Regions from separate parts of the Mus musculus genome. Here regions 2, 3, 4, 5, 6 and 7 are each linked to region 1. The links are chromatin loops, found by intact Hi-C in ENCODE. Cell type or tissue: heart. All regions are shown on one strand. Region 1 overlaps Morrbid (myeloid RNA regulator of BCL2L11 induced cell death). Region 2 overlaps Morrbid (myeloid RNA regulator of BCL2L11 induced cell death). Region 3 overlaps Acoxl (acyl-Coenzyme A oxidase-like). Region 4 has its middle 76 kb from the start of Gm14009. Region 5 overlaps Gm36203 (a long non-coding RNA gene). Region 6 overlaps Acoxl (acyl-Coenzyme A oxidase-like). Region 7 overlaps Acoxl (acyl-Coenzyme A oxidase-like).

Region 1 (4,000 bases):
GTTTTTTTGTTTGTTTGTTTGTTTTTTCATGAGATGTTCACACGCATATTCCCATGGCCTTGCTTAGAGGGTCTTTTGTTTTTTTGAGATTTGTTTTTATTTATGAGATTATGTTGAGTATGTGATAGTGCATACAGAGGCCAGACGTGGTGGACATCCTCCTGTAGCTGGAAATTACAGGCAGTTATGAGTAGTCTGGTTTGGGTGCTGGGAACCCAACTTGATCCTTTGGAAGGGAGGCAGCACATGTGGTTACATGGTAACCACAGCTCCTTTCCCCCCCCCCCCCCCCCGGCCCTTTGGGTGGTTTTTAATGTTAATTTTCTCATTCACATGAAAATGGAATGGATAAAGAAACAAAAGGCCTTTAATTGTGTGGGCTAACAACTAATGTGTCTGCAGACAGGGAAGGCTGCAGCAGAGTTGAAATGTGTTTAGTGCTGGTCAAGACAAGATAGACCAACCAGAATAAGACTCAAACTTGGAAGCCAGAACAAACAGTCTCTGAATAACCGAGCGTGCTAGAGGACTTAAAGTGACCTGAGTCATCACAAGAACAAGGAAGGTCACCAAATACAACAACAGTTTTGCTTGCTGGCTGTAATTATAAGAATTCCCCGCATGTTCATCTCTGAGGATGATGAGAGACGTGTGCACATGTGGGTGGGGCTGGAGAGATGGTTCAGCTCTCGAGGAGGACCTGGGATTGGTACCCAGCACCCACACAGCAGCTCACAACACTCCGTAGATTGAGTCCCCAGGGATCCAACACCCTCTTTTGACTTCATAGGGCATCAGGCATGCACACTTAGATACACACAAGCAAACCACCCATGTTCAGAAAATAAAACACATAACCTTTCTTTTAAAAGGTGGCATGTGAGGTCAGTGGTCCCATGACCACCAGCTGTGTGGCATGCCCCTCACTTTTATTGTCCCTGAGACTTTTGAGAACATAGGCTTGGAAGAGCAGCATGCCAGGCTGAGGGAAAGGCTAGAAGGAGTCTCGCCAGGGCTCGTGTTTGTGTGAGAAGTGCAGGCATTCCCAGCCCTTATTCACCTCTGAGCATGGAAACAGCGGGCACCTTGCGTTTGTCCTTTCCATCACCCACCCAATCTCCGAAACAGATGGGCGGACACTTAGGTTTTCATTGCCTTCATGAGTTTGCCAAACAACATACAAAGTCTTACCAGTGAGGTGTATAGAAATGAATACTACCATTCAAATGTGCAGAAAACAAACACGCTTGTTTATCTGTAAAAAAAAGATTATTGGTTCATGTATGGTATGTGTGTGTTCAGATGTGTGTACCTGTGTGTGGAGTGTATGGACATGTGTATGCCTGTGCATGTGTGTGCCCATGCATGCGTGTCCTGATGATACCTCAACGTTACTGTCTTCCTCAATTGCTCTCAACCTTATTTTATTGAGGCAGGACGAGTCACCAGACCCAGAGCTTAAGCTGAGCAGTGGTGGTGCACTTGGGAGGCAGAGGCAGGCAGATTTCTGAGTTCGAGACCAGCCTGGTCTACAGAGCGAGTTCCAGGACAGCCATGGCTATACAGAGAAACTCTGTCTCAAAAAAAAAAAAAAAAAAATCAAAAAACAAAAAGAGAAAGAAAGAAAAGGAAAAACAAACAAACAAACAAAACCCAGAGGTTATCAGCTGGCTGGCTAGGCTGGGCAAGTCCTAGGAGCTGTCCTGCCTCTGTCTCCCTAGCTTTGGAGGGCCATACCTGTTATTTATTTATTTGTTTTTAATATGCCTGTGGGGCAAGCATTCCACTAACTGAACCTTCTCCCCATCTCCTTTTTAAAAAAAAAATCTTTAAGATATTTTATAATTTTGATGTGCCAAAGAATTCCACTCTTTTTGTTTCTCAACTTTCAGAAGTTAATAAAGGCCTGCCTGGAGTTGGTTTGGTGTAAAAATATAATCCCCTTGTATTTGAAAACTGTGTGTGTTATTGTGAGTAGGACCGTGCATTTGCCACCCCCATGTAGACTTTTGTTCTGCTCTTAGATAAAACACTAATAAACAGGAAGCTGAAGAAAAAAAAAAAAGTGATGCGATTGTTCTGAATGTTTTTCTGTTAAGGGTGTCTGGGCCGCACCATGCAGTGCCATTCCCGGCAGGCCCTGTAGGTGGCGGTGTTGAGAAAGAAATGAAGCAGCCTGAGCCTCTCCGCAGCTGCTGGCCTCCCGCTGAGGCTTGGGCTCCCGGCCCTAAGGAGCCCGCTCCACTTCCCAGCACTTTCCTCTTTATGTGTCCCAAACAAAGTTGTAGGATATCAAGGAGGAGAAGATGGCTGTTCCTGTGGAAAATATATTTTTCTTCTTTATTTTTCATGTTGAATAACAAGGATATTATATTTCCTCAAACCCTTGCATGAGGGTGTGTGTGTGTGTGTGTGTGTGTGTATACATGTAGCAGAACACAAACAATTTAATAGCAATATGCATCCCTTTGTTTGTTTTTATGACATGGAATTATCCACAATCTGAGACTGTTGTGATTTCAAAACACTAAGAAAGTTTGAAGTTTTATTTCCTCTATTTTTTTAAGGAGTGACTTTAATATCCACAATGACCATTGCCTTTGTCTCATTATCCACTTCAAGATTAAAGTCTACCCTCACCTTCCCAGGCCCTCTACCTTTCTCGAGTCCTGGCCCCTGTCAGCTGAGGGGTTTGGAGGCTCTTGCCTCTGAGAGCACACAGAAGGTAAAAGGAAGTGACCCTCGGGTGTGTCCATTGTCCCGTCAAAGCAGAGCCCTGGGCTGGCCCTTCTGCCTTCTGTGGCTTCCCACTTCTCTGTGAGACTGGGACACACAACCTTTGCCTCTAGGACTACCTAAAATGGTCCCACCTCCTTGTTTGTGTTTTTCCATAGCTGAGAGACCAGGAAGGAAACAGGGGTACAGGTTGCTGGAAATGAGAGCCGAGCACACAGGAGCTACAGTCTGGACAGATGCCAGTCCCTGCCAGAGGCAGGGCACCCACAACACTGATGTCCCTGAACCATTCCCCTGGGGCCTCATTTGAACTTCGAAGTTCCATGAGCCTATCAATGAAGCCCACACACTGTCTTACCTATCCCTCTCCTGGCTTCTTAGTTTTTGTGTGGGTTGCTAAGTGGAACCCAATGACAAAACTGGAAGACTACTATAGACACTTCTACAGGGCTGTGAGGCTGACGGGAGGAAACGGAATGCCAGAGGTCTGGCTGGCTTGAGCTCTGTTTGGTTCAGTAAAATATTGCTGTTGTTTATGTCAAAAAGTGGGAGAGAAGCCAGGCAGCCAAGCATGATAACAGAGATCTCTAATGTCAAGCACTTGCGGGGCTGGGGTAGAAAGGCCAGCCTGGGCTCTCAGGGAGTCCCAGGCCGGCCTGGGCTATATAACCTTATGAGACCCTGTCTCACAAGAACAGCAAGATCAGAAAAACAAGGTGGGAAAAAGACCGTTGGAGACACCTTGGGCTCTCAATCGGCCATACCCCTAGAAAAGGCTTCTCTGGGTTCACCCTCTTGGGGAAGACCTGGATTCTGAGTAAGGGATTTTTCTCCTAGGTTCTGAGGAAGGTCTCAGGGGTAAGGGTTTCACAGTGAAGTTTGTGCTTACATTTTATGACAGAGATGAAAAGAAACCCTGTGTCCTAGGCTCCAGCGTATTTCTTTGAGGACCCGGCATGGGGTCATTGTTCTTAGAGTCTCTGGCTCCATTTCACAGACACGTAGCACATTCTACATTCTAGGGTTGGCTATGAAGACAGGCAGTATTCTCAGAACTATTTTTAGCATTTTATTTTCTGTTCAGGGTCAAGAACTTCACCCACCTAAGTCAGGTCCCACTACATGGAATGTTCCAGAAAGCAAAACGTCCAGCTGCCTGTCTTCTATTCTAGGCCTAAGTTATTTGAATTAAATCCCAAAGCCAAATTAATTCTACATACTCTGCTGCTTCTGTGTCAGGGACATTGATTCTCCAGTTATCAGG
Region 2 (4,000 bases), 84 kb after region 1:
TTTGGTTGATTTCAGCCCTGAGTTTGATTAGGAAACTTAATTCTTAGAGAGGCGCCTTCCCCACTACGCCTGTTGCTACTAGAGAGGCAACTCTTCCCTTTCCACAGAGCCCCTGACAGACCTGAGGAGAGTGGGTGCCAGTGAGTCCTGAGTCTCCTGCACAGTCCCTGCCTTCCCTTTATCTGCAGCCTGGGCATTCTTGACTCTTGTCTGACATCTCCCACCCCCTTCACAGTCTAAGAGTTGGTAATTAATTAGCCTTGACCTTAACCTTTGACACCACCCAGCCATCCAGATGGGTTATCCACACCTGGTAACTGACCTGGGGTCACCCCTCCACTCTGCCCAGCTGCCGCCCTACTGGGCTGAATTTTATGTTTGCTTGTCTTTCTCTGAATCAGATTTTTTTCTGGTCACTTACTATAGCTGACAGCTCCATGCTGGCATCACTCTTCAGTCTGAAACCTACAGCTTTTTTTCCTCCCTTACTCTGATATACTTTCTTCATTTGCTTTTCCCATTGGGCCCAAGAATGGAGATCAGGGTGTGCTGTCTTTGAATCAAGGTGGAAATGTGTCTACAGAGTCCCCTCCCTGCCCCGGGTATCCTGAGCTACTGAGCTAAGCAATGTGGTAAAGGATTCTGTCCTGGGCTGACCCAGGCTCTACAGCTAGCAATACAGATTCCCCTTGACCCCAGGGTTTCCTCCAGGGAGCCCAGCATCCTCCCTATGAGCTGCTCCTCCTGCTCACATTCTTTAGCTGATGCTTTTGTGCTGGGTTCTATCCTTGTGGTTTTCTGCATTTATTGGGGGCTTTCTGCATTCCTCGCTCTGAGGTTGCCATTTGAACAGCTCTCTGGTCACCCTGGCTAGAATTCGGCAGCTCTTCTCCCATGTTGGCTGGTACACCCTGCTTCCTGCCAGGACCCTGCTGCTCTCGGGGTGGATCTGGGCTAAGCTCCAGAAGACACAATTCCCAGCTCTGACTCCATCCACATGCCCAGATGTTCCTCTGCTCATTTCTCCTCTCTTCTCTTCCAAAGCCAGGGAGCATCTTGAGTGAGAGAAGGCACAAGCGGGTCCACAGCACTCATTCGGTCCATTTCCTCTCAAAAACTTTGTAGCAAACACAAGGGTGGGCGTGGAGAGCAGATTCCTCCCAACTTGGAGGGGCCTCACAAGCCAGCGCTGCAGGCCTTCACTCCCATATCATCTCTGACCATTTGGTAGTGACTGACCTGGCTACGACATCTGTGCTTAAGAAGAGTGTGCAATGAGGGATTCTCAGTGCCTTTGGAGCTCAATATTTTACTGGTCTATAAGCAACCTGCTACTTACGTTCCAAGCTGAGAACCTAGCCGCCACACATACAGCAGTGTGTTCGAAGCCACAGTTGAGCAGGGCAGATCTGAGGATGAAATCCAGGTTGTCCAGCCTTTCCTACTGGTGTCTTTAAAGCTGAAAGCTGGTCTCTTAGGAGGTCAGATGACTGCCTGCCTCCCAGTCTGTGTCTATTGCTAGCTACCCGGAGTGCAGGAAAGGGGGAGAGGTGGGCTGGATAGGGCAGACAGGGTATGAAGGCAGAACACAAATAGAAGCTGCAGGAGGAGCCAGCACACTGGGTGTGAACCTTGGAGACACAGCAGAGCCAGAGATCAGAGCCCCTGGGAATGCCAGTTGGGGTGGGGGTGGGGGGTGTGGTGAGGTGGGGTGGGGGGCTGCCGAAACTGCTGCTGGGGGTGGGGGTGGGGGGTGGAAGGATATTTCACGGGGCCAGAGAAAAGGAGTCCATTGGCCTTAGTAAAGGGACAACATCTTGTTTTATTAAAAGCCTGTTGCTGGCTGGATAAGCCGTCTGCCTGCTGAGTGGGCAGGGGCCCAATATTACTGTGGCTAATTCGGAGCCAGTGTTGGAGAGCTGACATCAAACCAGGAAACGCTCGCGCGCGCGGCTCTCTCCCTCTCCGGCTCTCCCTCTCCCTCCCTCCGCCTCCTCTTCTCTCATTCTTGAGCTTGAATCTACTGTGCATGATATGTGTGCATGTGTGTCCGTGTGTCTCTCTGTGTGTGACATTATGTACACTTGCTGGGAGTTCACCCCATGGCTCCCTCCTCCTCTTCCTGTCCTCTACTCCCTCTGCCAAGCACCCCAGCCCCACCTTTGCCCCTGGCCTCCTCAGTCTCCGCCCCCAGAAGACTTGAACAGAGAAGACCCAGACTATGGCCTGGGGTTATTTACTGAGACGCCTGGGGAGGAAAGTTTCGAAATGACCAAACCCACCCCTTTCCAGATCTCCATTTGTAGGTTAAAAGAAAAAGTAAAGGAAGTCATTTCAAAAGAAACCAGGAGGAAAGCGGCTCTCTTCGGCAGCATGTGTGATTATTATTAATATTAGACTTGTTTAAGGCAAGGGAAAAATGTAAAATGGCTTTTTTCCTGTTTTTATCGTAGTTTTTTGTTGTTGTTGGTTTTGTTTTTTGTTTTTTTGTTTTTTTGTTTTTTTTTTTCCTTTTTTCTTCTACTGTCTTGGGAGTCAGAAGGGCAAACAGTAATTTCAGAGTAAGATGGAAGCCATCATCTCCTTAGTTCATGTGATGTCTTTCTGGGAATTGGGAGAGTGAATGAGTTTCATGTAAACGCCTATAATCACTTTTCCTGCTAAGGTTTTAGAGGACTCTGAGTCTCCCAATTTGCTGTAACTTAAAGTCACCCAAATTGCTTCCACTTTTACCAAAAAAAAAAAAAAAAAAAAAAAAATTAATTATTTATCCAGATTTTAAGCTGTAAAAAAAAAATAAATGAAAAAGTTTTTTTCACTGGTTGGTTGTCTGAGGTGACTTATTTAATTCTTTGATAAGGTTAAAGCAAATTGCCCCTATATAAAATAGAATATGATAATTTATTGGCATCTCTGTAACCCTGCTTTCAAACAATAAACTTTGAATGAAGAGCCAGAAAGGTATAAATGTCTTTAAATTAATAATTTTAATGTATCATTCACAGAGATAAGGGGATTCCAAGACAAGAGAAACATAAAGTGTACCTGACAATATCTTACTACATGTTGCAAGCAAGAAGGCATATTGTGTGTATTATGTATGTATGTGCATGTGTATGCGTTTTTGTTTATGTATGTACATGTGTGTATATGTGCATGTGTGTGTATGCATAGTTGGTATAATTTCACTATGCTGAGGTTATCATACAAAATTCATGCACTGATTCCTAACCACAGTCCTAAGCCTGTCTCCCTAAGGCTACTCACCCATTTGACATATCTTAGAAGGTCGTTTTCTGTCTTTGACAGAAGTCTCCGATTTGACGGTCAGGATCCCGGAGAAGACTCTCCAGCCACAGGGCTGATCATGGTGGCTTCTCTCCAGATGGGTGAAGTAGAGCATTGCTTTTGGACTCTGCTTATATACTGGCCAGTGGGAGCCATGGGATTCTAGGCTTATGCCTGGTTAGCTTGAGTAAATGATGGGACTGAGTTCTGGTGAACAGGTATAGCCTTGGGTGTAGTGGGATGCTGACTAAGCTATTTTCACATGTCTAAACAGTATTTTTTTTTAAACTATGCTTCTTATACTTCATATTTGAATATTCCGTTTTTTAAGAGGGACGGGGAGATAGCTCTGTGGTTAATAATGCCTGTTGCCAAGACCAATGGCCTGGAATTGGTGTGTGTGTGTGTGTGTGTGTGTGTGTGTGCACTTTTATATTATTTATCACATATAAATCATCATATTGATATAAACCTAAATCAGGTAAACACACAGCTTTTTCTATACGTATCAATACTTTATAAATTAACTTCATGGAAGTCTTTAAAATTATAGGGACAAGTAAACATGGCACAGAAAAGAGAACAGTGTGGCACATTAAATCCAGCCTACCTTTTCTAAACTTTGTCTGTGAGGTTAAAAAATGTTCAACAAATCTGATTTTTCCCTGTCCTCTAGTTACCAAAGAGAAAGATAATGAGAAGATTACTGTGG
Region 3 (4,000 bases), 320 kb after region 1:
GAACATCTGACAGGAGAAAGAGGACAAGCTGGCACATCCCTTCCCTTCCTGGGGTCTCCAAAAGCCCAGCTCTGCTGAGAACTGTGAGCCAATTACATCTGCCCTTTCTCAGCACCCTAGATCCCTGGCCAGTCCCATCATTCATGTATGTGATGTGGATACACACAGAGAAGATAGGACCAGGTACAGCCATACTGAGGACTCCCTCCCTTTAGCCACTTGCATCTCATCGGTGTGACGACTAGTGTCCATTGTCAATTAGACAAAATCTAGTATTCTCTGAAAGATGGGCCTCTTGGAATCCCCCTGCAGAATTATGTTAATAACGGCGATTGAGGTGGGAAAACCTGCGGCTGTGGCTAGGATCCTGAACTGCAGAGACAACGAGGCAGAACTGAGTAGCAGCTTGTGTTCATTCCCTCTGCTTGACTGTGGATGAGAGGAAACAGAGCTTCAGGCTCCCACTGCCTTGACCTCAGCACTGTGCTCCTGGACTGTGAGAGGGAAGCAACCTTTCTCCATTAAGTTGTTTTGTGAAGAGAAACGAAGACATAGGGATCTGCACAGGCCACTGTGGTAAAGTTTGTGTGTCAGGTTGGTGGGGACTAGCGTCGAGAGAAGAAGCACATTGTCATAGCTGGCACAGGTCCTCGAGTCCTCCCCTCTGACAGCACCCTCCACCTTCAGTCTCCAGCAGGAACAACACAACACTGCGCAAACTCACTATCCACACAGTAAGATAAGTTCACTTGAAACTTCTGGTTCTATCAAAGGAAAACCGTGTCCTTCAGGTTTAAGGGCTGAGGGTGGCATGGGGGTGACACTTCGGTAGTTATAATGGGTGACAAGTTCCTAGACTCACACAGGATTGTGTTGAAGAGGTGGCCTTCAGTTAAAAGGCATTCAAGGAGGTGGCAAATCTACTTTCATAATTTTATAGAAAACGGTTTCAAGTGTAAGCTAAGTAAGGCGAGTGCAATTTGTCCAAAGACTAACTCCATTCACAACTGGAGGGAAAGTGCCAGCCCCACGAAGAATATTGGAATCAGCACTAATGGGCAAAACACGACACGCTGTTTTAAATAATGCATGCGATCATGTTTTTATTAACAAAGAAAGCCTCGTTTCAAAACACACACGTCCTTGAAAGGAATCTGAAATTAATTCTCAGTAGGCAGAACCCCATGGCATTCTGTGTTCTAATTATAATTACAACCTGCCCTTAACGCGGACATTCCAAATTATCAGGCACTTTATTAAGAAGCAGAAGAGAGGCTTCCTGCTGCATGAAGCTCACCAGCTCTGAGAAACGTCATAGACCGTTCTGCACGGAGCTGGGAAGCATGGATGCTACCCTTTCTTTAATGAGTGCTTCCTTTCTTTTTTGCCTGGAACGGGGCATACCCTTAGGGGTTCAGATACCATGAGGTTCAGAGCTGCTCTTTCTAGGGCAAGATAAATATGTGCATCACAGAAAAATATCAATTTATCACTGTAATGGCTACATCCCACTCTGGAAGCCACTGGAGACTGCTTAACATTTTTATCTCAAGCCGAGTTTTCCCCAGCCTTCAGGTGACAAACTGATACTGATGCCAGGAGGCGCTTCCTCCCCATTTGTTCCTAATAAAAGTGGCTCGGCTCTGAGTTCATTTCCATCTGGGGAGATGTTAAGGTCTAGCTTTAGCAGACTGATTCCCCTCTCTCCTTCTGTGTGCTCTTCCTTCAAAAGTGTTGCAGGCAACATCTGTGCAGGTCAGCAAAGACTGTTGGGCTCTTAGCAGTTTTCCTTTCCCCTGGAGACCTCTGCTGGAGGGCGGCAGGATGTGAAGGCAGCAACACGGGCTCCATCTACCTGCCTGCTGCAGGCTGTGTGCCTTCCTATCCTGAGGGCCTGACACAGGTCTGTCTGTGCAGACCTTTGCATTGTACACCTTGTTTTCCTGTAAGTGGTATAGGCACATTAGTGTGTAAACAGGTGCACACTTGTGCGTGCAGAGGACAGAGGAAGATGTAGGGTCTCCTACTTTTCCCCTTTAAGACAGGGTCTCTCGTTGAACCTGGAGAAAGGCTAGCAGTCTGTAAGCCCCAGTGATCCCCTGTTAATGCCCACCAAGGTGCTGGGGTCGTAGGGACACACAGCCACACCTGGCTGCATAGATCCTCACATGTGTGCAGTAAGCATTCTCACCCACAGAGACATCGCCATAGCCTCTAAACCTTTTCATTACAGAGTTTTCTATTATAAATTATTCCTGAGTTCCCTAAACACTGTCATTGAATTAATGTTCTTCTTTATATACCCAAGAACTTTGTATCTGGTCTTAAACCTGAGGGTAATTTTCTGAAAACAATCACTCTCTTAAAAAAAAAAATTAGCCAACTGAAAGTTTAGAATGGATTGGATTTCTTTTGTGCTGAGGAGACAGCAAACCTTTGATGTTTCTTCCCTGCACGCAGACCTCAAACACTCACACTTGTTTAACTTCCTCTTAAGGGACAAGATCTACTTCAGTTACAGAAACTAAGGGTTTTTTGTTTTTGTTTTTGTTTTTTTTTAATTTTTTGTTTGGTTGGTGTTTTTGTTTCTTTTTAGACTAGTGATTAACAGCTTTCTTCTTTGCATTCCGCAGAATGAGTCAGACAGTAAGACAAAGACTTGAGAGGATTCTCTGGATTCATCTTCGCCATAGTCTCACCGTCTCTGTAAATGAATCTCAGAGAAGTTGGGCATCTCTCTTGCAGTCACAGAGCTGGTAGAAGGAGAGCCAGGGCATGAGCCCAGATAACCAGCCTCTCAAGCAAGTGACCTCAGACCTCACACCAAACTCAACTATACTTGTAAGGTGCAGAGTCACTGGAAGAGTCCCAGTCCTGCCTCTAAGGTGAACCATACAAGCCCCAGACACAAAACTAACGGCTCTTCAGAGATGTTTGAGAATTGGGGGTCAAAGATGACCCATGCCTTCACCTTAGAGCTGGGTTTTGGGATGGACAGTATCTGCGGTCAGTACCCAGGGACCCAGAAGGAAGATCCCCAGCACCTTAACACCTCCCAGAATGAGGCCAATGAATGATGCATGCTGTGGATAGATGTGTGGGACATGCCTGCCTTCAACTAGGGTGTATGGGCTGGGGTGCTGTGTGTTCGGTGTGCTTCACAAATTTCTTAAGCAAATGTGGCTGGAACCATAGTTGGTTCAGGGACATAAGTAGCCTGTGACCTACAGGATAACTGGCAGCTGACCTGACCGTGGATCCTCAGATTGGCAGCCAGCCCTGAAAGCATAAGTTACCCCCTCGGTTACCACTTAACTCCAAGGGTCGTGCTGCCCAGGGGAGGGATGGCTTGCAGGTGGGTTTTGACTTGATGAATAAACTGGCATTCTGGTTTATACCAGTCGTTTCTAAGTTCAGTTACTATGAATAAGTTTCCTCACAGCCAATTCATGTCAGGACATATAGGTAAAATGTCTGGATCTCTAAATGAGGGAATCCAATGTGAGTGCTGTCCCCATCCCCGTTCCTGTCTGTCCCTCTCCTTGCTCCTCCTCCTTGTCGCAATGATCAGAAGATAGAATTCAATCAGAATCAGGACTGCTGATACGGTGCTGGTTACTGCAGGGTTGGGTCACTGTGTGTGAAGGCCTCTTGTGGACCATTTGCTTCCTTTCTCCATGAAGAACCTGTGTTCCTGGCACAGCCTCATTCCAGCCTGTGCTCACTGGCCTGAATTAAGATGCTCGCTCTAGCACACAAAGTTCCCAGAGCCAAACCTCAGAGAGAGGGAAGTAGCCACACTCCCTCTGAACAGAAAGCATTTCCTCTGGTCCAGCCCTGAGGGATGCTGGGAATCCCTGAAGCTACACAGGTCCTTTTGGAAAATAGTGCGCAGGCTGGGAAGTTTCCTCAAATATGTTCATTCCTGGGTTGTTGGCCACAATACCTGCCCTGACTCTTCCACTGAAGAATTCCCTCCTTCGAGATGAGAAGCACCAGG
Region 4 (4,000 bases), 150 kb after region 1:
TGGGATGGACTGGTGGACACAGCTAGGCTCAGGACATTCATATACCCAGTAGTGTGGCAGGTTCTTGCCTGCTTACCTCTTGGGAGTACAGTATTTGGTATAGACTAGCACTGCCCAGGAAGGCCCTGAATATCAGAGACTGACAGAAAGAAAGGAAGACGGGAGGGACAGAGAGGAAAAGGAGATGGGAGATGGAGGAAGGGGAAAGGAGCAGAAAGAAAGGCTCCTTCTCCATCTGAACAGGCAGAGGTCACTGTAGAGGAGTTGTGCAGACCCGAGTGGGGCAGGAGGATGGATGTCTCCCATATTTTGCAGATTCTCAGGTCAGAGGAGCCTCCCAGGGTTCTAGTGTGTAGATAAAACATGAGTTAAATACATGGTGAAGGGAGCCAGAGACAAGCTCAATTAGTAAAAGGCTCAGGCCCCAGGTCCCATGTAAGGAAATCCCAGTGTGCTGCCTTTCTTCGCTCATAATCCCAGCACCAAGAAGGTGGAGACAGGAGAATTCCTGGAACTTCACTTGCTGGCCAGTCTGTCTATCAGAATCAGCAAGGCCCATGCCAACTAAATGATCTCTCTCAAGATTTTTAAAAAAACAAACAAACAAGCAAACCCAGAGGCTTGGTTCTTGAGATGTAACTCCCGAGGCTGGACTGTCTTCCACGTGCATTTGTATATATGTGCACATATACAAATAAATACAAGCAGAAAAAAATATCTACAAAAGCAGACGTCAGGCTCTGCCTGCTCTTTTCATGGTGGGCCCCTCCTATTCGCACCTCCCAAGGGTGGGGATGACAGACATACATAGCAAAGCCCAGTTTATGCCGTGCTAGGGAGCAAAGCATAGGCTCTGTGCATGCTGAGCAGAAACACGACTAATGAAGCCATAGCCTCAGCCCCACTTCCTTTATTATGATTGCATCATGTGTATTATTTCCAGAAAATTAAAAACTAGAGCAAAATAAAAGGAGAAAATTAAATCCAGCTAAAATCTAACTATTGCAACTCATAGTGGTGTGCTGCCCAGTAACTCTCCAGTGTGTCTATATCTACACCATTGCTTATGCCTGAGTTGTGTATATTTCAGTCATCCATCCATTTATACATGTATACGCATCCATGAAGAAGATCATGCATATGTATATGCAGTTATACATAGTATCATATATGTGCATATGTGTTTGTGAGGTTGCCCTTGGCATCTATAGGGGACTGCTTCCTGGAGCGTCTAACCTCTCAGATGCCCAAATCTTATAAGTGCTCAAGCCCCTCATATAAACTGATTCAGTATTTGCAATGGACCTGCATATACCATCCTATAAAATTTAAACAGTCCTCAGTTAACTTAGATGTTGTGTTAGTAGTTGTATCATTTAGGAAAAATATCTGTCGTTGTTAAATACAAATGCAGTTACAACAAATATTTTTTGTTCGTGATTCGTTTAGTCTGGGGTTGTAGGATCCTTGGTTACTGGGGGCTGGCTGTATACAGATAATATACATATGAATAATGAGTCTATATATTATGAAGTTATTGGCACACTGGCTTGTAAGCTCAATTTTCTGCTTACTAATGGATTCTGAGTACTCAAGGCTTCCCACAGAGTGAGTACTATTTGTCAGTGCCAACAGAGCCTCCAATGGCCCCTCATGCCCCACACAAAGAGTATTGTGGGTATTGAACCCTTCTGCTCTGGCGCGCTTCCCGAGCCATGAGGGGCCGAGCCTGCAAACACAGCCCCATGGGATGGCACAGGCTGAGCCAAAGGATCTGACAGTTCCAGATAACGGAGTGCAGAGCAACACTGTGGCCAGTGGCCAGCGAGCAGAAGAATCAGAGCTGGAAAGCAGACAGCAGGCCAAGGCCAGGTCTGCCAGCAGAGAGTCGGGGCAGCTAGGCGGCCTGCTGTCTGGCCTGGCTGTTCAGTCCTCACCCAAGATCCAGCCTGCTGAGCCAGGCTTGGAAGGGCAGATTCCTCATCCCTCCACCAGGGCCACCAAGAGAACACAGATCGGAGAAGAGTCCGGCCTGGAGCCAGAGTATCCAGAGGGGAGAATATTCTCATTATATCTTACAGTTTTATAGTCGGGGTGGAAGAATGTAACAAGAGACCCCCACTATGTATTTTTTTTTTAAAAATACGTTTCACTGGGGGTCACTGCCTCAGGACTACAATACATAGTCTCTTCTGTTACTGTGGTAGCCAGGATATAGAAGTAGCCATTCCCATCTGTCGCCAGGTCAGAAGAGTTACAAAGTGCTCTCACATATATTCTCTCTTAGCCTGATGTTTGAAATATCTGCTTGGTACTCCTGGCTCCTCATTGGTCACTCAGCCTTTAGCGTTCTTTTACAGAGGCCTCTTCATGTTCTCTACGTCATCCTGAATGTCCCTTGTGCATAGGACCCATAGACTTAGGATTAATGGTTACTCATTTTCTTTTGAGAATACAAAAACTGGTCCTATTTACGTCTTGCCTGTCTTATCCGTGTCGTATGCCCAGAAAAGTGCTTTCAACTAGAGTGTGAATGTCCCCAACTCTCCCTGAAGTCTTCTGGATAATTTCTTGAGGAATTTCTAGAAACTATCATGACTGCCATTGACTGAGCCCATTCTATTCACTAGTCTATGTCAAACCTTGACATTCATGGGTCACTTAAATTTCAGGTAGATGTCCAGGCATAGCACAAATTAAAATAAAACTAAGTACAATAAAATAACAATAAAAATGGAAAAGCAATAATACAAACCAATAATAATAATAATAATAAGTTGTATGGATTTAAGATGAGAAACAAAACAGTTCTCATGTAAGTGTACATAATAATTTTCATACTACAGAATCTGTATTTTGAGTGGTAGTCTTAGCCCAGTGCTGCCCTATGTAAGTAACTTCTAGGTTCAGTTTTATACACAAAGGAACTGAGGCTTCAAGGGGTCAGAAGCCTTTCCCGTGGTGCTGCTGTTGGACAGCGGCTACCTGACTTCAAAGTCCCTCTATACCTCCGGAATCACAGAAGTGCCTTTACCTGTTCAGAGGAGGGGTGATGGGTGGGAGCAAGAAAAGACTGGTCTACACGACAGACTGCATTTTCTCGTGTTTTCCTTATTGTGTCTGAGGAAAGAGAAGGGAGTGCGCAATCTGAACTCCTCACGGAATAAATGTCAGATGCATAAGTCTGCATTCTGTGCCTAGAACCGACCACCCGAGAGTGGGTGATTTGTAAAGAAATGCATTGTTATTTGGACTCACTGTTCTGAAGTCTGGGAAGTCCAGATGCATGACACCAGAATCTGTCTGACTTCCCTTGTGGTTTTTGTGCAGTTTCAACTCATGGGAGGACTCAGAAGGGTAAGCAGGCACAGGCACAAGAGGACACAAAGGGGCAACCTCATCTAATGACAGCCCCCTCCTGCACTAACTACCCCAGTCCTGTGATGACAAGCGTTCACTCCCATGAGAGAATCCGCACTGCTTTCAGAAGGTGCCGCCCACAAACACTTGTCCCCCAAGACTACAAACAGAGGATTTGCACTGCAGTGTGAGTTTTAGTGAAGCTGTACTGTGTTTGAACCTATGTAGACAGACAGAGTGAAAACTGGGTTGGCATTTGTTCTGTTAGGTGCCAGAGACACACCCTGAGGGTTAACAGAAGTTTCTTCCTCAAAAATGTGAACATCATGGGGTCTGTCCCAGTTTCAGCTCTGTTACAGTGCTCTGACAGAGAAGCTTAAGGAAGGATAGAACTACTTCTGGGTCATCCATGAGGGAAGTCAGGACAGGAACTTGAAGCAAAAACCATGGAGGAATGCCACTTGTTGTCAGGAGCTCCTCTTTAGGTAGCCTTCTTATATTGTCCTCAGTCACCATGAATACCACTCACTGTGAGCTGGCCCCTCCTCCATCACCTCACAGTGAAAACGAGCTCCCATACTTACACCCACAGACCCATGTGATTCGGCCAGTTCCTCAGTGGAGGCTTTCCTCCAAGATG
Region 5 (4,000 bases), 180 kb before region 1:
AGAGGGGATTGGGGGGGGGGGGGATGGGAGGAGAGGAGCCTGTACCTCACACCAGCAGGAGGCTGTCTTGTTTTTAGATGGAGGTGTGCTGTTGATTATGCCAACGGGAAACAGTGGGCTCAAACTGCAGGTCTCATTCCTTTCCCTTCAGTAAAGACAGGCGACTGTTGATCACTGTCCACGGCCCACTAGAAAGAGGCAGGAAAGTGAGAAGATACAGTGTCTAGAATGTTCTTCCTGAAGGGATGGGCCTGTCTTTGGGGAGGTTGCCAGTACAACTGATTCTTTCCCTAAATTTCTCTTTTTAAAAAAGATTTATTTATGTATTTTATGTATGTGAGTACTCTGTAGCTGAACAGATGGTTGTAAGCCATCATGTGGTTGCTGGGAATTGAGTATAGGACCTCTGCTTGCTCTAGTCAACCCCACTCACTCAGTCCCTGCTTGCTCCGGCCCAAAGATTTATTTATAGAACTCAGAACCTTCAGAAGAGCAGTCAGTGCTCTTACCTGCTGAGCCATCTCCCCAGCCCTTTCCTCTAAATTTCAACTGTGGGTCTAAAACTGATTTTTTTTTTAATCAAGCCATATATGTCCACGGATGTACTCCTGTCTCACCTGGTCACGCTTGGAAATTTTACACATTTGCATATTTGCACTGTTGCTTGAATGACTATGAGGGACTCCAGAGCATAAAGATCTTCAGTGGTGGCAAATTTTCAGGATGTAAGGTTTGTTTTGTTTTGTTTGGAGAAATAGCCATGTGTTTGTTGATATGAACTGAAGGTAAGTAATGAGGACACAGCCACCTGCTACACTCACTGTGGGAGGTCTGGAAAGCGGTGACCTTGCCAGAGTGAACCTGGACAGAAGCATTAGCTGCTATTTTCTGTAGGACTTTTTTTTTTAAAAAGAAAATTATTTATTTTATTTTGCGTGCATTGGTATTTTGCCTTGGTATTTTGCCTGCATGCATGTCTATGTGAGGGTATCAGACTATCTGGAACTCCAGACCGTGGTTGGAAGATTGGTTGTATGTGGGTGTCGGAAACTGAACCCAGATCCTCTGGAAGAGCGACTGGTGGTCTTAACTGCTGAGTCATCTCTCTGACTCTTAAGCTGGCTCTTCTGGATTCTTTAGAGCACACTAGACATCTTTACAATGGTGTGTTTGATTTGAAAAAAAAATGGAGAAGCAGGGACAGGAGAGATGGCTCAGCATTAAGAGCACTGGTTGCTCTTCCTAAGTTCCCAGCACCTGTATGGCAGCTCACAACAGCCTGTACTCCAGTTCCAGGGGATCTGACACTGCCTTTTGGACTCCTTGGACACTGTATGCATGTGATAAACATATGAAAATCAAGCAGAACTCATAAAGTAACAAAATTAAATTTAAAATGGAGAGAGAAGATAGTAATTTCACTGTAGGCCTTCTTTCCAATATATTATTCATGGTGCTTCTGATCCCTTGTCATATCAGAAGGACACTTCCGTTCTCCAGTTTTCCAACCTCTAAAATGAGAACAATGGAGCTTACCTCATGCACTGTTTCTAAGAGTTGAGGGAGATGCTAAATGAAAGTTGTCAGCAATAGTGGGGTAGACTCCACTTAACCCAACATCTGAGTATATACTCTGTGATATAACGCTAAAATATATGATTCAGTGTGTGTGTGCGTGTGTGTGCGCGCGTGCGTGTGTGAGCAAGCCCATATAGTGTGTCCTCCTATATTGAATTTTCTAGCTCTCTCTCCTTGGCAAGTAGAGGCATTTGGCAAGTGATACTACCATTGGCCAGTAGGTGGCAGAAGCTGTCCGTCATGGACACTAGTTTGGTTCCAGTCTCAGAAAGGGAAGATCTTTCCCTAATCTAGCCAGGGCTTTATGGCAATGCTTAATCACATGGCAAGGAACATGCAATAACTACTGGTATTTCTGTAAACACACATGCTAAGAAGCAGCTGCTAGCTAGGGAGGAGGGAACATTCAGTCAGAGGTCTCCTGAGGACAATCTATATAAGGAAAGCCCTATGAGGGTTTTGTTTTTGTTTGTTTTTTTAAATCCATCAGCCAGTCAACCTTCCTGACTCATTGAAAGAAACATCTATAATCCAGAAGACAGTGATAATACATGTTGTGGATTATAGTGTGGTTGACGGCTGCCTGTCTCCTCCACTCCCCTCACGGCTCCAATCCTGGTGTCAAGATCACCTACAGAGTGTGCCTGCAGGATTCGGTGCCTTCCGCACTGTTGCATGTGCTTGCTTCTTCTCTTGTCCTGGCAACTTGCCGGAGTTAGGCCTTTCTCGAGAGGAAAGTTTATTTGAACTTCATTCTACCATTACTAAAATTGGCACCAAATAGATCTGTAGCTGAAGACACATCTCAGCCAAACAAAAAGTGGAATCTGCCGAACACTGGGCAACAAAGGATTCAGTGCGTGCAGAAACTTTGCACAACAATTGTTAACGGTGGGAAAATACACAAGAGTATGACACTCATCATCTCAGGGTTATTTATCTGTATACAGGGCCCTGCAGTGTAGCCCAGGCTGAACTCCAGTTTGTAATCTCTAAAGCCCTGGGATTGCAAGCATTCCACCAATCCCAGATACCTTCACCACTCAAAGGTATTTAGTTGAGTAGTGCTAAGTACTCTCACATAATACAGAACTGTAGCTTACATCCATTACACTATTTGGTAAACACCAGAGGTGCCTTCAACAGCCACCAACAACTACCATCCAGATCTCTATCTCTAGGAACATGACTATTCCAAGTGCCCCATATAAATGGAATCATAGAGTACTGGTCATTTTATGATGGGACTTTTTATGTATTATGTATTACATATGATGTATTATACATTCTTGTTTTCTCTATATGTTTATTTTTAAAAATAATTTTTTATTGTTTTATTTATGTGTCTATGTGTACATATATGCATGCGAATGTGTGTGTGTTTGTGTATATGTGTGTATGTATATATGTATATTCCCATGGAGGTCACAAAAGGTTGTTGGATCCCTGGAGCTGGAGCTACAGGTGGCTGTGGGTCTGTGGAATTGAACTCCTCTGCAAGAAGAGCAAGTTCTCTCATCTCTGGGCCTCTCCAGCCCCTGAGACGATTAATGTTATATACCACCTTGACTGGGCTAAGGCGGGACCAAATAGTTGGCAGACATTGTATCTGGATGTAGTTAGTTTCTGGATGAGATTAGCATTTGAGTCTGTAACTGAGCAAAGAGGATTCACCTTCAACAACAGGGATAGGAATCACCCTGTCTGCCCAGGGCCCAAATAAACCAGATGGAAGAATGGTGCACAATCTCTTCCTGAACTGAGATGTATCTTCTCCTGAGTCTGCACTTCGAGGCTACTTATTCTCAGACCTTCAGACCTGAGGGCTCTTCACCCCTGCATCCGCAGGCCTGGGCTTCAACGAGCCACCACTCATCAGAGCTTCGTGGGTCAGGATGGTGGTACCTTGCCGTAATCCCAGCTCTGAGGAACGGAGTCATAAGAGTCTTTGGGCCAATCTGGGCTACATAGCAAGACGCCAACAGTATCAACAACAAAGGAGTGCATGGCCCAATAGCATCTGCAGCTGTAGAATGCAAGGCAGTCTGAGAAATGAAAGTCTCCCCTCAAAGCTACAATGTTGAGAGTGTAAGAGCTAAATGGAGACTGGGCTCCATCCCTGCATGCTTTATTATCTAGTTTAAGTTTCTCCTCATCACAGCTCTTTCCCTGGTGAGTTAAGCAATCACGGCAACATGGCTAGGGGTGTAGGAAGTAAGAAGGGAGTTGAGGCCAGGCCCTGGACAAGGATCCCTGGGGAACTCAAAGACTGCATATACTTCACCGCCTGACCTTCAGCTGCCCTCTTCTGCTTTCACATAAACTCATCAGTTTGATCATAAAAGCCTAACACCTTCTGTGGCTTTCGAAATGGGCATGTGGGCAGTGTTTAGCAGGGACTGAGGATCCTGGCTGGGTTCCA
Region 6 (4,000 bases), 510 kb after region 1:
GCCCTTCATTAGCCCTCCTGGCACACAGATGCTTGGGACCACGGAAAGGTACTACTCTTAGAAAAAGCCAGCAGCCTACTATAGAGCCACTAGATGGGGTGGAGGCCTAGATTCTGGCCCTGCCACTAGCCAGCTGACATCTGACAAATTCCAGTTTGGGTAGAATCTCTATGACTTTCAATGTAGACAATTTTTAAATCTTTGGTTAAGCTCAGTTAATCAAAGCAAACATGACTGTATACCACACAGTGATCCAGGAGCAGCTGTGGCTAGGGCTTATGCAAGACACTCAAAGACTTATCACCTGAAAACTACCCTGCCTGCACGGTAAGAACTGGACCCTAGTGAACTGTGAGCCCTGACAAACCCTGGACAAACTGCTATGTTGTTTTAGATCACAACATTTCTCAACTAAATACAAGACTCATGAGAATATCCACCTTACAGGACTGCCGAGATGAACTGTGATTGCTCATAGCATGCTTCAAATGCTGTCCCTTAACAGGAAGCTCTCAACAAAAGCCAGCCACAGTTGTGGCTTTTCTCTTTCAATCCCTTTCTCTGTGAATCTACTAAAGCAAGGGACAGAAACATGACAGAGTGAAATGTGAAGAAAAGGGACAGTCCCCTTCACAGGGACCATCTTACATGGAAATGGCTTCAGGCAGAAACACTGAGGAAAACCTGCCAGCCATCGGTTGTCATTGTCCAACCTTCCAGGTGGCACAGACGATGATTCCCAGTGACAGGTGACAGTCTCCATGAAACAATGCAGCTCCCTACAGCTGTAGCCCAGATACCCTCTGTCCCAAGTAAGTGGGCCACAGAGCTGAGGAAGGCCAGCTTCCTTCCTAGCAGGACCCAAGCAAGGAACATCTGAAAAACAGTCCACAGCCATGTGTCCCAGTCCCCATGGCTGCCGTGGCTGTACCTGGAGCCTCAGAAGGCTGGGTTCCCAGAGGCCTGTTTGGCCTCTGATGACTCACTGACAAGCAGTGCTGATCCTTGAACTGCTGGCACAGTCACAGCAGCTAAAGTTCCCTATGCCACATCAAACAGGGAGGAACGCCCAAGGACTTCCCTCTCCTTCAGCACTGAAAAACTCCACTCCTACCACAGGCGCTGAGAGTGTCCATCTATCTGTAAGCACGACCTAGCTGTGTGACTCAAGAAAGATGGGCTGCATGCCAACTCTAGGTCACTCTGCCAGGGATCAAGAGGCCTTACTCGGAAATATTTCTATAAAAGAGGGGGTGGGGCGCAGCTGAGCGACCGAGTTTGTATTCTTCATGTAGGAATTCTTAGATTCAATCCCAACCATGGAGAGCAGTGGGGCTTAGTATAGAACACAATCTCCGAGGTCCCTTCCAACCCACAATACCCTAGGGCTTTCCTTCTATAAGGTGCTAGCCCTGGATCCCGACCACCACCTGCCCCTGTCCCCTTGCCAGGGTAACCCTGGATGCTCCCTTTCAATGGTCTAGTTTCTTTGGTACACTCTGAGTCTCTGTGGGGTATGCACCAGGTCATCTCTATCATCATCGCAGTGCTGAAAGGGAACAAATTGGGCCCATATAAAAGGAACTGCGCTCAAAACGGTAGTTCTTCCACACACTTTCAACACACAAGCTTATCTCTAGCTGTACTGAGCTCTGGCTCCTCACTTTGGAGGAAAGTGCGGCAGATTAATCTTTTAAAAGATAAATATTGCGGTATATATGTCTTTAATCCCAGTAACTGGCCTGAAGAGGCAGGGATATCTCTCTGAGTTAGAGGCCAACCTGGTCTATAAGGGGAGTTCAAAGCCAGGCAGAGATACATTGCAAGACCCTGACTCAAAATAAAGATAAATGTTTACGTTTCTGTTGTAAAAACATAAGCAATTGCCATAGAGTCAACACGACAATGTGTAAGCATTTTTATACCCATCCAAAGTGATACAACGGGCTTTGGTTTTGTTGGGTTCATTTGATTTTAGGAGACATTTATGAGTCAAATTATGCCCTGGAGTCATCAAAATAACCATAGCTTATTTACAAGCTTGATCTTGAGCCCAGCAATCACACAGCTGAGGCTCCCCCACTCTCACAGTGACCATTGCCCTTTTAAAGTCAGCACTTGTGGTTGATAAGAAGCCGAATAAACCGCTGACAACGGCAAAATTCCAGCCACTTCTGACACCCAAAGCAAAGCAAATAAGCAGTCAGGAAACAATCCGCAAATTGGTCTTTGCTGCCCTCTGGTGGTTGGTCCTGGGAAGGTTCCACGCCATAGTTGACACAGATGTACCCTTACCCCAATCTCCCATCCCAGGACCATCTACGCTAAAACCATCATCCCACCAGAATTCTCACCCACAGAGCAAGTCCTGGTATTCTGCTCTCTTCTCCCTCTCCCCCTACCATTCTCTTCTCTCTCTCTCTCTCTCTCTCTCTCTCTCTCTCTCTCTCTCTCTCTCGGAAAAGGAATAATACAGCCCAAGCAGCTTAATGTTCACTGAGACCGTGCTTTCTCTAAAAAGACAACTAATGAGAGATGAGCCACGAATTTCAACTCTCCCACGCTGCTCTCTGAGAACAGATGAATGGTGAGCTCACTTGACACGTGTTAAAAGAGTATGCATCTGTTGAATTTCTCTCTAGTTTTAGCAAAACACACACCATGCATGTTTAGGACACTGACATAGGAACCCACTACCTCTCTTAGCTCTGCCCTCTATTAGGCCAAGTTACATGAACATTAGCAAAGGCTTTCAACTCTAGCCATGCCCATTCAGTACAGCTCCCACCCTGAGCCTTCCTGCAAGATCTCACCGAGGTGCTACCTACCTCCAGGCTCCTCCCGTACTCCCAGCTACGGCATGGTTCTAATGTGATCCAGAGAGATGGGTTGTTTTCTCCACAGTGTTGCACAGATCTCCATTAATCACTAAAGCCTACAGTATGGTGGAGGGCAGAATGGAGAGACAGAGCAAGGGGAGGAGAGAGGAAAGGATGGATGAATGGGCAAATGGGTATGCATGGAGGGCTGTATTTGTATATTGGCAAATGACTGAAAAGATAGAATAATGTAAAAATTGATAGGTGGAAGGTATATGGGCAGATGGATATGTATGTGGGTAGGTTCTGGACTGGTAGATGATTGATGAGTGGCTAGGTAGACAGAAGGGTAAATGGAAGGACAGAAAGAAGACCGGGGGAGGCTAAAAATCTTCCATGGTGTTTAGCACTTAATTAAGCCTTGCACTGAGACTGAACCAAAAAGGCATAGTCCCTGCTCCCAGTAAATATTCTGTCACTAACGGTAAAATCTATGCTAGAGCAAGACCCAAGGGACCGCTCCATCACTAGCTCAGGCAGCATGGCTGCTGTTGTCTGCAGCCCCCTCACAGCCAGCACTGCTCATTCACAAAGTCCTCCCACCACTCACAGTGGGTCTGAGCATCCACGCCAAAGGTGAGCTTGTGTTACTGTCCCTATTTGTCACCCTTGCAACCTCAGGTGCATTTAATAACCAGTGTAGTTGAACTTGGTCTTGTGAGCTTCCACATCCCTGTCATGTATGTATGTGGTTTTGGTATACATAGGTACTTATGCAAGCCCTATATATGTGCAAACTCCTTATATATGTGCTGTGTCTTACAGCAGTTCTGTCTTGTTTGGTTTGGTTTGGTTTGGTTTGGTTTGGTTTGGTTTGGTTTGGTTTGGTTTGGTTTAGAAATGGACTGACTCTGAATCCTGAGGCTAGGTGGACAGAATGAAAGCCCAGAAAAGCCGGATCCAGAGCCCTGCTCATTCATAATGGCCTCGCTACAGCATCTGGAGCAGACACAGCATTCCAGCTGTTTCCGTTCATGTTGATTCCACTCAGTAATCTCACCTGACAACCTCACGTTAGGTGCCTCTCTTTGCCTAGTTCAGGGCTGGGTCCTGGGGTAAGGAAAGGATGACTCCCATCAGCTGCAGCCTTGACTGACAGACAGCCTGTGGAGGGGGACCCA
Region 7 (4,000 bases), 270 kb after region 1:
GTGCTCTTTTTTAGGTCCTAATTAGGAAGCCGGCCTGGAGGCGGAGGCTCTTGCATCACCAGGGAACAAGGCAGTCAGGGGAGCTTCCACCAAGTGCCTCAAGTCAGGTAGCCGCGGGCCTTTGGGCCCATTCAGCTTTCTCTGGCTGTGTCGGAAGAACTCCTGGGACCGGATTTGACAGCAGAGAAGAGCAGCGTGGGAAGGGCCAGTGGGTCACTGGTGCCTTACTGAGGCTGCCAGCGGATATGGAGGGAGGGGAGCGAGTCGATGGCTAGAGATGAGAACGAAACTGGGCAACACCAAGTCAGAACACAAATGAGAAATTCATTTCCGCCTGTGTAATCTCTCCAAATTCCAAAATCACTTTATTCCAATTATTCCCCAGGCCAGCCAGCCCTACCTCTCCAAGCCGCGGGAGCATCTTTCTATTATTTATTAATCTTTGCACATCTATGCTTTTCTGAAGGGTTGGTAACAGTTTAGCGCGGAGGAGCGTTTGTCGCGCATGGTCGTGCGGTCCGGAGATCACCTACCTGGTGAGACTAGGGCGACTGCAGGCTCAAGCTCTCCGCTCTCGCCAGTGCATTTCCTCGCAAAGCTGGAGCAAGCCTGATTCACGAATCATCCCTCGCTGAACTTTTGCCCGAGCTTGGAGAGGGTGGAGCTTTCCTCCACCCCTTTTGCCTAAGGGTGTTTGATTTTTATGTTTTGATTTTTTTTTTTTTAACCCAGCGCCAGAGCTTTTCGAAGTCTCTGGGAATATGAGTCACCACTGACAGTAGAGATCTTTGGTGGCACCATGCGGTGGGCGAAGACGATTGTCTGGGGGATCCAGGGCCATGGCTGGGAGAAGTCAAGGTAAAGGCCAGGCGAGGCTACAAACCAGGCTAAGTCACTGTGATAGTGGGGTATCCATCTATGGCTCCCTCTCCCGGACAACTTGCCCTGCTCCTCGCCAGCCTTAGCTGGACCTCCTCTGCCAGACCAAAATCCCCAAGGTGGCTGCCCTGCACCTGCCACTTTGGCCTCTGCTCCAGCTCTGGCCAAATACTTGGAAGATGGGACACTAAATTTCTCGCCTGGCTCACAGCTTGGCCAGTTGAGCGCGCGCCGCATCCCGCACGAGCGGTTGCATGGGTGCCGGGTAGGCGGCCTCGGCAGCCCCGGGGTTGGGGATTCCTGTTTTTGGTGCACGGATGGTGATGTGTGGAATGTTGAAGGCAGAGATCACCTTCAGGGCGTCATCCTTCACGGACTCGCACAAATTCAGCAACTGCAAAACATGGCACAGAGGGTCAGGTCAGATGTGGGCGCAGTCAAGGAGGACTTGTCGTCTGCCCCTCAGAAGTGCAGAAAATGTGGGTTCCCCACAACACAGAAAGTTATTGTTTCTAAACAAGCTGTGACTTCTTTAAAATCTCTAAGACTCTGACCCCCAGGTCCGGTCGAAACTTAGAGGGGTTTTTCCCCCCCAACCCCCGGTAAGGGACTGAGGGTAGCGGCTCTTTGCTAAGATACTTCGGTAACTAGAGACCTAGCTCTGAGAATTAATGCTGCCTTCTCTTCATTCCTTCCTTCTTCCCGCCCTTCCTCTCCACCTCTGGAGTGCCACCCTCTGGTGCACAGAGGCAACTGACGAGAACTTCTGACTAGATGAGCCATTGAAAAGATCTGCCTCGTCTCACCAGAAGGGTGCCAACAGAGTCTGGAAGGCAGTAAGGAGGGTTTCAGAGACTGCTGCGGACCACCAAACAAACCAAGGCTCGGCGTTAATCACTTTCCGGCCTCTCCAGTTGCGCAGAATCAACGAGTGGTCCATCCACTCTGCTAGGCAGTGGAGGTCCATCAGGACAGACTTCCCAGAAGAAGGGAGGGAGGTTTCAGGACAGGGCTGTGTTTCTATTTCATTTTCTATGATTTAGATGCCAGTACCGACCCGCCCACTCATCCCTGCAAGAAGCCAAAATAAAGGATGATTTTTCTAGATCTGAACAAGGGGAGAGACCTGTTTTCCCTTCCCCTAAGCAAATTCATACTGTACTCTGACATTTGAGGTCTTCGTTAAGCTATACATGTCTTGGACTGACTGATCACAACAACCTCCAGGCTTCATAGTTTCTTTTTGTAGCTTTAAAAACACTTTTATGGGCCCAACTTTATCCTTGTGTGCTATCTATATTTTAAGACCCCCCCCCATCTGCCCTCCCCAAAAGAAAGAGGAAGAGGAGGAAGAAGTGTGAAGGGGAGTGCAATTCAAGGCCCTCTTCCTTCAAAATGCACCCCACTTCCCAGTGATTTCTAATGAAAAGCTTCGTTCTTCACACACCTTGGTTAGGCACCATCAAATAAGTTCCGAAATGACTTTGATCACATTTGCAAGATGCGACAAGACAGACTGTCACTAACCAAGATTTCCAAGTCTGTAATTAATACTCTTGACAAATCCCCAACTAATCTGTCAACTCTTGATGCTTTTTACCACACATTTCAAAACCACAAGATGGTCTACCCAGCCCCTGAACTTGCCACGTGTACTCATGTAATTATTCAAGATAATGCTCCCTGTGGGTTTCATTAAGGCAGATAGGCCAACTCTTGTCATGCAGCGGCCAATGGGGGAAACTCACTTTGAAAGAAGGCTTGTGAAAGAACACAATGTGTTTGGTTTGTCTAGTGTGAAATATAGACTTAGAGGTAGAAATTATGGAAAGTGATTTCTATTTGCTATAAGAAAGAGTTAAAAAAAAAAAGGAAAGACCAAATGCTGATGAAGAATGGTATTTCTGTGCTCCTCATTCTCCAGGAGTGAGACCCCACCACGGGTGTCAGAAAAGAGCATTGAACTGGCTAGGGAAACCAAACGTTGACTGCCAGGATAGTTTCTAAACCTCAGGCTCTGGAATAGCCTGAAGCACCCTCTGGCTTTCCCATCCTTATATCAACAGAACTCAGAATATGTAGCTGGAGGGGTGAGGTGGGGCGGGGCGGGGCTTCCACGGAGCATGCCCATTCGTCTTTTCCTATCAGGAGCATAATCTTTAACCTCCTTTTACTCCCAGTATTCGAACTGTGGTACTGTCCTGCATCAGAGACCACACAGGACTTGAAAAGCTTACGTGCATACTACACACTGCAGACAGTCATGGCCTCTTACAGCAGGAAGCTACTGCAAAGTTTCAGGGCCTCTAAAAAAAAAAAAAAAAGGCGGTTTGGGTAGGGACCTGGAGATATGGCTCAATGGTTAAGCACACTTGCTACTCTTGTAGAGGACCTGGGATCAGTCACTGACACCCACATGGTGGCTGACAGCTGTCCCTACCTCCAGTTCCAGGGGATGGAGTTCCCTCTTCAGCCCCCTCATCCTCACCCTGGGCACCAGGGACATATATAGTGAACATACATACATGTAAGCAAAAATAAATCTTAAAAATACAATCTGCATTAAAAAAAAAAAAGCTTGAATGTGGACTGGATAGATGACTCAGTGGTTACCAGCCCTTGCTCCTTCAGAGAACCCAAGTTTGTTCCCAGCACCCAGGTCAGGTGGTTCACAACTACCTGTAACACCTTTTCCGAGGGATCTATCACCCTCTTCTGGCCTCTGCAGGTGTGTGTGTGTGTCTGTGTGTAGTATGTATATGGTGCACATACAGCCTAGCAGACACACACAGAGATGTATAAGATAACAAATACAAGCCAGAAAGCAAGCAGAAGCATGGGGCATCAGGAGGCCCCGAGTGTGGATATGTGACTGTAACCCAGGGGAAGGGTTCCTGTCTCCTTTGATTCCATATGCCCACCTGCTTGCATATTTTCTTTCTTCTCTCCTGTTTGACTCTTCCAGTACTGCCTTATCCAGCCAGGAAAAGGAGGTAGCCTGGAGGCAGCAGTCTCTAAGCTTCCCACCCCCTTTCTTACTTCCATTCAGCAAGGCCCTGGCCATGTAGGAATTTGCAGGGTGTGTTTCCTGACCACTACCTGCTCTCTGTGCAAGGTTTGC

Evidence for each region. Hi-C counts contacts between places; a loop is a spot of excess contacts. Peaks named below come from ENCODE experiments on the same cell type or tissue, not always from the same donor. Only the 100,000 strongest peaks of a DNase experiment are listed, where the experiment ranks them.
Region 2: it touches region 1 in a loop (4-fold over the local background); 6 of 42 quality-filtered maps call a loop at or near these places.
Region 3: it touches region 1 in a loop (8-fold over the local background); 10 of 42 quality-filtered maps call a loop at or near these places.
Region 4: a loop joins it to region 1, with 3 times the contacts of the local background. A loop is called at or near these places in 6 of 42 quality-filtered maps.
Region 5: a loop joins it to region 1, with 9 times the contacts of the local background. A loop is called at or near these places in 11 of 42 quality-filtered maps.
Region 6: it touches region 1 in a loop (7-fold over the local background); 36 of 42 quality-filtered maps call a loop at or near these places.
Region 7: a loop joins it to region 1, with 7 times the contacts of the local background. A loop is called at or near these places in 35 of 42 quality-filtered maps.

What each region holds. Positions count from the first base shown.
Region 1 is chr2:128,394,278-128,398,277 of GRCm38, reverse strand. The region is part of intron 1 of Morrbid (myeloid RNA regulator of BCL2L11 induced cell death); the gene reads left to right. Among named protein-coding and RNA genes, the nearest start is that of Gm14010, 26 kb to the left of the region's middle. In heart, no CTCF peak of the experiment used is centred here; DNase peaks (open chromatin) are centred at 2,177 and 2,739; H3K27ac peaks cover 1,075 bases.
Region 2 is chr2:128,310,418-128,314,417 of GRCm38, reverse strand. All of the region lies in intron 2 of Morrbid (myeloid RNA regulator of BCL2L11 induced cell death), which reads left to right. Among named protein-coding and RNA genes, the nearest start is that of Gm14010, 110 kb to the left of the region's middle. In heart, no CTCF peak of the experiment used is centred here; DNase peaks (open chromatin) are centred at 687, 1,047, 1,607 and 1,927; H3K4me3 peaks cover 1,288 bases; H3K27ac peaks cover 2,296 bases.
Region 3 is chr2:128,076,858-128,080,857 of GRCm38, reverse strand. The region is part of intron 15 of Acoxl (acyl-Coenzyme A oxidase-like); the gene reads right to left. Among named protein-coding and RNA genes, the nearest start is that of Bcl2l11, 47 kb to the left of the region's middle. In heart, a CTCF peak has its summit at 1,819 (motif pointing left); no DNase peak of the experiment used is centred here.
Region 4 is chr2:128,243,584-128,247,583 of GRCm38, reverse strand. No RefSeq gene overlaps it. Among named protein-coding and RNA genes, the nearest start is that of Gm14009, 76 kb to the right of the region's middle. In heart, a CTCF peak has its summit at 1,989; a DNase peak (open chromatin) is centred at 1,813; H3K27ac peaks cover 322 bases.
Region 5 is chr2:128,571,211-128,575,210 of GRCm38, reverse strand. Gm36203 (a long non-coding RNA gene) reads left to right here. Exons shown (of 9, transcript XR_866725.3): 7 at 585-730; 8 at 3,427-3,666. Among named protein-coding and RNA genes, the nearest start is that of Gm36203, 19 kb to the left of the region's middle. In heart, CTCF peaks have their summits at 1,598 and 1,802 (motif pointing right); a DNase peak (open chromatin) is centred at 1,870; H3K27me3 peaks cover 423 bases.
Region 6 is chr2:127,887,825-127,891,824 of GRCm38, reverse strand. All of the region lies in intron 8 of Acoxl (acyl-Coenzyme A oxidase-like), which reads right to left. Among named protein-coding and RNA genes, the nearest start is that of Acoxl, 35 kb to the right of the region's middle. In heart, a CTCF peak has its summit at 2,239 (motif pointing left); a DNase peak (open chromatin) is centred at 2,184; H3K27me3 peaks cover 1,277 bases.
Region 7 is chr2:128,120,221-128,124,220 of GRCm38, reverse strand. It overlaps Acoxl (acyl-Coenzyme A oxidase-like), which reads right to left. Exons shown (of 18, transcript NM_028765.3): 18 at 328-1,273. The coding sequence ends at 1,085. Among named protein-coding and RNA genes, the nearest start is that of Bcl2l11, 3.8 kb to the left of the region's middle. In heart, CTCF peaks have their summits at 929 (motif pointing left) and 1,613 (motif pointing left); DNase peaks (open chromatin) are centred at 150, 600, 1,050 and 1,620; H3K4me3 peaks cover 1,847 bases; H3K27ac peaks cover 1,295 bases; H3K27me3 peaks cover 126 bases.